2 separate regions of the Mus musculus genome follow, and region 2 is linked to region 1. A link is a contact called in ENCODE Hi-C or POLR2A ChIA-PET data. All regions are on one chromosome and are shown on one strand. Each heading gives the region's core, a stretch centred on a gene start or an enhancer-like site at or near the end of the contact. The rest is flanking DNA. Distances are from core to core; before and after follow the strand shown. Region 1 holds the start of Ppox (protoporphyrinogen oxidase). Region 2 holds the start of Pfdn2 (prefoldin 2).

What was found. A loop is a pair of places that touch in the nucleus more often than their neighbours do. ChIA-PET counts read pairs that join two places held with the same protein, here RNA polymerase II (POLR2A).
Region 2: a map of T-helper 2 cell shows a loop between it and region 1 (2.1-fold over the local background). The contact joins the promoter of Pfdn2 here to the promoter of Ppox in region 1. A Hi-C loop is called at or near these places in 1 of 37 maps with a recorded cell type or tissue (T-helper 2 cell). POLR2A ChIA-PET finds 5 or more read pairs at or near these places in 3 of 5 experiments (Patski and embryonic stem cell).

The regions. Positions count from the first base shown.
Region 1 is chr1:171,278,823-171,283,147 of GRCm38, reverse strand. Ppox (protoporphyrinogen oxidase) reads left to right here and starts at 1,962. Exons shown (of 13, transcript NM_008911.2): 1 at 1,962-2,275; 2 at 2,380-2,474; 3 at 2,626-2,760; 4 at 2,893-3,008; 5 at 3,147-3,279; 6 at 3,574-3,718; 7 at 3,835-4,025. The coding sequence starts at 2,388. Usp21 (ubiquitin specific peptidase 21) reads left to right here. Exons shown (of 13, transcript NM_013919.4): 10 at 55-133; 11 at 346-453; 12 at 537-651; 13 at 846-1,199. The coding sequence ends at 936.
Region 2 is chr1:171,343,224-171,347,548 of GRCm38, reverse strand. It overlaps Pfdn2 (prefoldin 2), which reads right to left and starts at 1,874. Exons shown (of 4, transcript NM_011070.4): 1 at 1,763-1,874. The coding sequence starts at 1,837. Nit1 (nitrilase 1) reads left to right here and starts at 1,904. Exons shown (of 7, transcript NM_012049.2): 1 at 1,904-1,981; 2 at 2,549-2,635; 3 at 3,010-3,261; 4 at 3,382-3,485; 5 at 3,722-3,855; 6 at 3,986-4,111. The coding sequence starts at 1,980.

The DNA of each region.
Region 1 (4,325 bases), core at 713-3,212:
AAAAGCAACTTAGGTGAGGGCACCCTGACCTAACACTATTTGCTGTTTATTTAGGTGTGTGACCGATGTCGGCAGAAAACCCGAAGTACCAAAAAGTTGACAGTACAAAGATTCCCCCGAATCCTCGTGCTCCATATCCTAATCTTCACGTTCTTATTTCTCTTAGGGTATCTCCCATACAGTGTCTCCTCGCCTTCGTTTGAGTTTCCCTTAGGGAAAACCTGCCACCCTGACTTTCTTTGCCACCTTTCAGGATGTGTTGGGGGAATGGAGGGTACTGAATTTATTACTGCAGTCCCCCCTAGAGACCCTTAGCCTCCCCAGTGCTCCTTAACCAGGGCTTAGATCTGAACCGATTTTCCACCTCCCGAGGCTCCATCAAGAAAAGTTCAGTAGGTGTAGACTTCCCACTGCAGAGACTAAGCCTAGGGGACTTTGCCAGCGACAAAGCGGGTGAGTCTGGCAGGGAACCTCCTAAAGAATCTTCAGGAGGGAGACACAACTGGGTGTGGAAACTGATGTTATTTAACCCGCAGGAAGCCCTGTCTACCAGCTGTATGCCCTTTGCAACCACTCGGGTAGTGTCCACTATGGCCACTACACAGCCCTGTGCCGGTGCCAGACTGGTTGGCATGTCTACAATGACTCCCGGTGAGAATAGCCTCTTGTTCAACTCCTGCCCCCTCCCACCGCCCCCCCCCCAGCTCCGAAAAGATAAGTTCCTGACAAAGGATAGGTGGAGAGTCTCTCCTGATCTCCACCTGGCTACTCTGAGTCTTGTGGGATGGAGGGGGAATCTACAAGAATGACCACTGACCACAGCCGTGTCCCGTTTCTCTTCTCAGCGTTTCCCCTGTCAGTGAAAATCAGGTGGCATCCAGTGAGGGCTACGTGCTGTTCTACCAATTGATGCAGGAACCACTTCGGTGCCTGTGACACCATCTTGAAGCCCTGGCACCTGTGAAAACCTTCCCAACACCCTTAAGCCCCCAGTTACCTCACAGACGTCTATTTTTGTGTCTTTTTAATCGGGGAGGGGAGGAGGGTTGGTTGTAGCTCCCGTTATTTTTTTTATTAAGAAGTACCCTTCCGCCTTGTTTTCCTGTCCCATGTACAGAAACCACCAGACCCTTGACCATGTACAGCCCCCAGAACCTCTGCAATCTCACTTTTTTGTGAATAAATTTATTAAGAAAAAAGTGATGTTCATGTTTGTATTTGTGGATAAGAGGGAATGGATATCTAGAATTTTGGTTCAATTGGAGCCTTTCTGGGCCCCAATTCTGTCTCTGGACAGGTGGGGGCGCTCTCACAACAGAAGGAAAAGAACAGGGATTGAGCTGGCCCCAGCCTTGGACCCAAACACTGAGTTTAGTGGAACTAGGCAGACAAACCCTGAGACCTGTGAAGTTGCGGGAAAGCCTGAAACTAGAGTGCAGGCATTGGCACGCCGGTTTTTCCTGAGAGGGGTACTGCCCCTCGAGGGCAAGGCATCCAAGAACCCCTGTTGACAAACACTGGTACCGTTGCCGGGCGGCCCTTGCTCCCGTAGGCCCTGTCTGTTGCTAACATCAAGGAGCTGTTTATGGAGCCTTCTCCCCACGGACTGGCCTCCAAGTGTCTCTCTCTTTCTCCCTAACTAAAGCTCGTGGGGCTCTCCCACCTCCAGGGTTTTCACCACAGACCTGGGAAGCTTGAGCTGGGGAATGCTCAAGGATTTCGCTGTCCTGTCCCTGGGGAAGGCAGTGCCGGTTACTGCAACTAACTCCGATTAGGACACGAACAGGTTAACCCGCTCCACGGAACTGACTCCGAAAGCGGCTGTTGCTCCTCTGGTAGCGTCACTGCCAATATGGTGTTTTCATTGGTGAATGTATCCAGAGCTCACCAATCCAGAACCCGCACTCCAAGACCCTCCAATCAAGAAGCAAGAAAGTGAAACGCAGTCACGCAGGCCGCCAGAAAGGAATCGACGGAGAGTCGGAGGGACCCTAAAAGTTAGGGGCGGGGATACCAGACTTGAACCTGCTCACCCCTGAGGCTGGAAAAACCGAGTGCTGTAGAATTCTGGCCTCCGAAGGGTTTGTGCTGGGGAGATAGCGTGGGCGTGGCCCTTATCTGCACACGGACAGGATGGACTGCTCCTAGGGCCTCTATCAGTCACTCACTTTCTCGGGTTCCCCCTATCTCGTGGGTAAGTTCTGGCTTCAGAACGAAGACCTTACTCTTCCACCAGCACGTACACGCGCGCCCTGCATTAGTTGCTCATAAATCAGTAAGTGTCCAGAAGTGGGGTATGGGACCAGTGGGGGTTTCTGCAGTTGTAAAACAGAGTGCTCCCCTGCCCCGTTCTCCTGGGGTATCTCGACCTTTTCCCAGGCCTTACGATGGGCCGGACTGTGATAGTACTTGGCGGAGGTATCAGTGGATTGGCCGCAAGTTATCATCTGATCCGAGGCCCCAGTCCTCCTAAGGTGAGTCCCCACTAGTACCAGAGAAAGACTCATTTAATACTCTTGATATTTCTAGCAAAAGCTGCATAGATTTTTGTTCCGTGAAATATGCACTTCCCCCGACCCCCAGTCCCTTTGCCCTGTGGCGACAGTGCTTCACTTTTGGCGCCAGGTGATCTTAGTGGAGGGCAGCAAGCGTTTGGGAGGATGGATCCGCTCAATCCGAGGATCAGATGGTGCGATCTTTGAACTTGGACCTCGAGGGATTAGGCCGGCTGGAGCCCTGGGAGCCCGGACCCTGCTCCTGGTGAGCGTCTTGTGGAATGTGTAGGACAGGTAGTGGAGGAGAGTTCTCCAAAGGGACGGAGTTGCAGAGAGGAAAAACGTTGGGTCAGTTTTTCCTTAGTTTCTCCTCTTCCTGAGGGCTTGTGGAGAACAGGTTTCTGAACTTGGCTTGGAGTCTGAAGTCTTGCCTGTCCGAGGGGATCACCCAGCTGCCCAGAACAGGTTCCTGTATGTAGGCGGTACCCTGCACCCTCTACCCTCCGGCCTCAGGTAACACCTCACTATTACACACACCCCCCTTTCGCTCCCTGTCAGGCCTTCCAGCCACAGGGGGTCTAATGGCTGAAAAGAACCCTCTGAAAGGTGAATCTGGGAGTTTTCTTTTCAACCATGCCTTCCTCCATGCAGGGGGCTACTCCGTCCTTCACCCCCCTTCTCAAAACCTCTGTTTTGGGCTGGGCTGAGGGAGTTGCTGAAGCCCAGGGGCAAAGAGCCTGATGAAACTGTGCACAGTTTTGCCCAGCGCCGCCTTGGACCTGAGGTGACATTGCTCAGAGGTGGTCTCAAACCTCTTCCCCTCCTGTTGCTGAGTCTCTAACTCAGACTTAACCCCGGGGACTCTTGAATCATTTAGGAATGTCCACTATCTATTGCTGGAATCTCCAAAACCCAGTGTTGGGAATAAATGCCTTCCTTTCCTTCCCATCCTTTTGTTACAGTGGGAACATCTCCAACCCAAACTCTCTCCTTCCCTTAGTCTCTCACAAGCAGGGCCAATGGAAATCAGTCAGGGTGGCTTATTCCTTGGTCCCTCAGTCCCAGTCTTACTCTTAAGGTGGCATCTTTAGCCATGGACAGTCTTTGCCGAGGAGTATTTGCTGGCAACAGCCGGGAGCTCAGCATCCGGTCCTGCTTTCCCAGTCTCTTCCAAGCTGAACAAACCCACCGGTCCATATTGCTGGGGCTGCTGCTGGGCGCAGGTGAGGGGCAGCATTGATTGGTTCAGAGGGTGAAAAAAAAAAGCCTGAGGACAAACTGAGGTACTGTGTACAAGGGGTACTAGTTTAATCTTTTACCCACCCACCCCTCCTTTTAGGACAGAGTCCCCAGCCGGATTCCTCACTAATTCGTCAGGCCCGGGCTGAGCGATGGAGCCAGTGGTCACTCCGTGGAGGGCTGGAGGTGTTGCCCCAGGCTCTTCACAATCACCTAGCAAGTAAAGGGGTCACTGTCCTCAGTGGGCAGCCAGTCTGTGGGCTCAGCCTTCAGCCAGAAGGGCGCTGGAAGGTAGGAGAACCTCTGGAGTGTAGCGAACCTACGTCAGTGTTACTGCTTTTATTGTTGTTATATCGGGGATTGCAAAATTTCACCTGGCAAAAAGTTTCATATGCAAATGTACACGACCTGATTTTATAGCAAAATAGGCCTTCGGGGGGAGGAGGGGGGCTTCTTTGCTCAACATCCATTTCTTTAAGTTTCGTCCAAGCTTTTAAAACATCATGATACCATTTCCTCAGACAGCCACCGTTCTAATACTCTGTCGCCTGCGAGCTGCCATGGCTGCACACACATCAGTCACAAGACTCA
Region 2 (4,325 bases), core at 625-3,124, 64 kb before region 1:
ATTCTAGGCCAGGAAACCCTCCCAACCATTCCACTACCCGCCATTCCCTTGCCTACTTACCTGCCACATCCGAAATCTACACTACTTTGGACTCTCTCTCCAAACTGTGCAAGAAAAGTTCATTATGTGCAGAAGTTTGTAGTGTAGGGTTGGAGAAATGGCTCGGTGGAAGAACGATTACTTTTATAGCGGAGGACCTGGGTTTGGTTCTCAGCACCCTCATGGTAGCTAATAGGCAGTTATCAGAGGTTTTGACCACTCTTCTGGTCTCTGAGGGCTCCTGCACACATGTGGTATATGCACATACACATGCAAACACACATAAAGTCTCATTGTTTTGTTTTTGAGACTGTGTTTTACTCTGTAACCCAGGCTAGCCTGGAACTGACAGGGTAATCCAGGGGGATTATGGGTATGGGCCACCACACTTGGCTGTGACCAAGTTTAAGACAAGGTCTATTTCATTTACCTGTTCCTCTGGGTTAAGCAAAGCCAAACACAAGACGGACTCTCCAAAGCATTAGCATTTTTTCCTTCCCACTATGTCAGAGGCTACACCCTCTTCCATCTCCAGAATTCCCCTGCACTTCAGTTCTCCCTGAACACTTACTTTCTAACTCTTTGACAGTGTGGGTTTTAGACTCTTTATGCTGATGCTTTTACCTGTAGGAATTGTTCAACAACCAACTGACAAATGTACCTATGATTAAAATTACTCTTCTGGGGCTGGTGAGATGGCTCAGCTGTTAAGAGCACCGACTGCTCTTCCAAAGTTCAAATCCCAGCAACCACATGGTGGCTCACAACCATCCGTAATGAGATCGGACTCCATCTTCTGGAGTGTCTGAAGACAGCTACAGTGTACTCACACATGAAAGAAAGAAAGAAAGAAAGAAAGAAAGAAAGAAAGAAAGAAAGAAAGAAAGAGAGAGAGAGAGAGAGAGAGAGAGAGAGAGAGAGAGAGAGAGAGAGAGAGAAAGAGAGAAAGAGAGAAAGAGAAAGAGAGAGGGGGTGGGGGGTGGGTTCTGCCCTCTTCCGAAGTCAATCTTTGCAAAGAGAGCACACCGAGCAAGCTCGAGGCCAGCGTAGGCCACTTAGTAAGACCGTGTCTCAAAGACGAAATAATCCGAGCCTTTAATCGCAGTATGTGGGAGGCAGAGGCAAGCGGATCTTCCAGGCCAGTTTGGTCTACAAAGTGAATTCCGGAAAAGCCAAGGCCGGACCCGACCCTATAGCAACCCTCATCCCCACCTCCAAGACAAAACAAACAAACAAACAAACCACAGACTCCTTAGTCAAAATAATTTACGGAACACTAAACTGCTCAGAGTCTGAGTCACGTGGCTCTGCAGCGTGTTGGTGATGGTGAACACGGTTTTTGAGCCATGAACTACATAAGCCACTCACTGACTAAGAACAGCTTGGAATTCGTTACTAGATGCCACGCCAAACACCATACGCTCTTTAGGGTACCTCGGAGAGGGGGCAAACTACGATCCATCTTCTCAGAGACCTGGCCAACCCTCCCAGACCCTGCAGCTCAGGGCTTTCTCCCTTGACTACCCACCCACACCGCGGGCGTGCCTCTCCCCTACCTACCCAGGCTCTAGAAAGGTTCGTGATCACCTCCAGAGACCCCCTCTCCCCCGTGCGTGCCCATGGAGACCGTGGAAAGGACTAAAGGCCCCTTCGAGCCACAAATCTTATCTTCTACACGAATTCGACACCGCCCCGGGTGCCTTGTGCGCTCGCGGCTCCTCACCTGTTCCGCCGACACCGCCCCCTTCCCCGCGCCGCTCCCGCCGCTCTTGCCCACACGACCGCTGCTGTCCGCCATCTTCCCCACCTGCAAGCTTTCCGGCCTGCGCACTCTCACTGCGTCACATCCGGCCGGGGGGTTACCGCCCACTTGCTCCTGCGCTCCTGGCTCCTGGCAGCTCTTGAGATCCGACCCCGTGAATGGTTTTGGCTGTGTCTTCATGTAGGACCTACTCCCAAACCCTGCCCGCTGCGGTGAATTCCACCTGCGATGCTTTAACTTGTGCAACAGAGATTCTTGCCCGGGGGGGAGAGGCGGGGAAGGACGCGCTAATCAGAGGGCGGGGGCTCGGGTTGGGATCTGGTCCTGTACCCATCTACCCACCATGAGATGGTGGAGATCTAGGGAGGGTGAACTTTCCTTCTGAGATTCGGGTATAAGGGGAAAGATACGTGTTGAGTCTATAAAGCTGTGCAGGTGGCACAGCCGAGAAGAGAATTGGGGAAACGAGGAAGGTTCCATGAGATGACTTGAACTGCGGAAACGTTTGGCAAAGGAAAAAGGGCTTCAGTTTTAATGTGAGATCACTGGAAGTTGAGGTATTAAGGCACCGATCATAGTCGCCTCTCCCATTTTCCCATTTTATATCTTTTCCTAGCTACTAGTAGTAAAAAGTATTTTCGAAGCCTTGGGGGAGGGGATTACTGGCCAGGCCTGGAAATGGCAGAGAATTCTAGAAACTTACGGCTTGAAAGAGGGTTAGGTGTCCTGATTTCTCACCTTCTTCAGGCTGGGCTTCATCACCAGGCCTCCTCACCAACTCCTGTGTACCGGATACCGATTACTTCGAACCCCAGTACTTTGTACTCAGCCCAGGTAACATATTTCGTAATGTTCTCTCTCTGGCGCATAGCTGCTTAGTTCGTGTTTATTAACTTCATAGTGGGAGACAAAGATATCTCCAAACATGTAATGAGTGAACTCCAGTAGCTCTAGGGTTATTATGCTCTGTAAGAATGAAAACAAGTTGCTGGGGTCACCTGTAATGCCAGCACTCGAAAAAAAGGAGGATCAACCAGGAGTTTAAGGTCATCCCCAGTTACATAGAAAGGCCTGTCTGGGCTACAAAAGACCGTGTCTCAAAAAAGAAAAAAGTCAAAAGAAAATAAAGTTTCTGGCTCCACCCCCACTTGAGCCTCTGAGTTTCTCCTAGATAGAAAATCTGAGGATACTGCCTGTGTCATTCACAGGCCCAGAACCATGTCCTCATCAACTTCCTGGGAGCTGCCCCTGGTGGCTGTGTGCCAGGTAACATCAACACCAAACAAGCAAGAGAACTTTAAAACATGTGCTGAGTTGGTTCAAGAGGCTGCCAGACTGGGTGCTTGCCTGGCCTTTCTGCCTGAGGCATTTGACTTTATTGCACGAAACCCTGCCGAGACATTACTCCTGTCCGAACCACTGAATGGGGATCTTTTGGGCCAATATAGCCAGCTTGCCAGGTACAAGGGTAGGGTTTGGGGGGGGGGGGGTTGTGTGTGTAGAACTCCCTGTTGAGCAGTGTTCCTGGATTGCCACAGAGGGGGTAGAGTTGTGTGTGTCGTGTCCCCCCCCCCCCCCAGGGAATGTGGAATCTGGCTGTCCTTGGGCGGTTTCCACGAGCGTGGCCAAGACTGGGAGCAGAATCAGAAAATCTACAATTGTCATGTGCTTTTGAACAGCAAGGGTGAGACGTCATAGCCCTTAGTTTGCCTCTTCCCAGGCTTCTCTACCTTTCCTCAACTCAGATCTTCAGCATTTCTTTCTCAACTGCTTGGCCTTGGGGTTTTATGCTTCTGTTCTCAGCCTACAAGTTACTCTTTGGGAGAAGAGCTAAGCTGGACTTGTAGAGTGTCTGTACTGAGTATTTTCTCTCTCTCTCTCTCTCTCTCTCTCTCTCTCTCTCTCTCTCTCTCTCTCTAGGATCAGTAGTGGCCAGTTACAGGAAGACACATCTGTGCGATGTAGAGATCCCAGGTCAGGGGCCGATGAGAGAAAGCAACTATACCAAGCCTGGAGGCACTCTTGAGCCACCTGTCAAGACACCGGCTGGCAAGGTGGGAGTTTGGAAAGGAAATGGGACTATGTTGAAAAGTGGTAACACCCCCCATTGGTGCAGGCTAATGAAGGCACTCAGTGTTCTGTTGAATGGGACAGGGAAGATGAGTGGGTTGTTTCTCATTTCAGGTTGGTCTAGCAATCTGTTATGACATGCGGTTCCCTGAACTTTCTTTGAAATTGGCTCAAGCTGGGGCAGAAATACTTACTTATCCTTCAGCCTTTGGATCTGTTACAGGTCCAGCCCACTGGGAGGTAAGAGAATGCCTCTTCATAACATATAGGCCTCCTTTAACCTTACTTTTAGTAGTGGGAGCAGAGTGGTACAAACCTAAATCCAAGCACTTCAGTGGATAGCCACAGGTTCAAAGCCAGCATGCCTTGACTAAAAAAGAAAACAAAATAGAAGCTGGGCAGTGGGGGTGCACACCTTTAATCCCAGCACTCAGGAGGCAGAAGCAGGTGGATC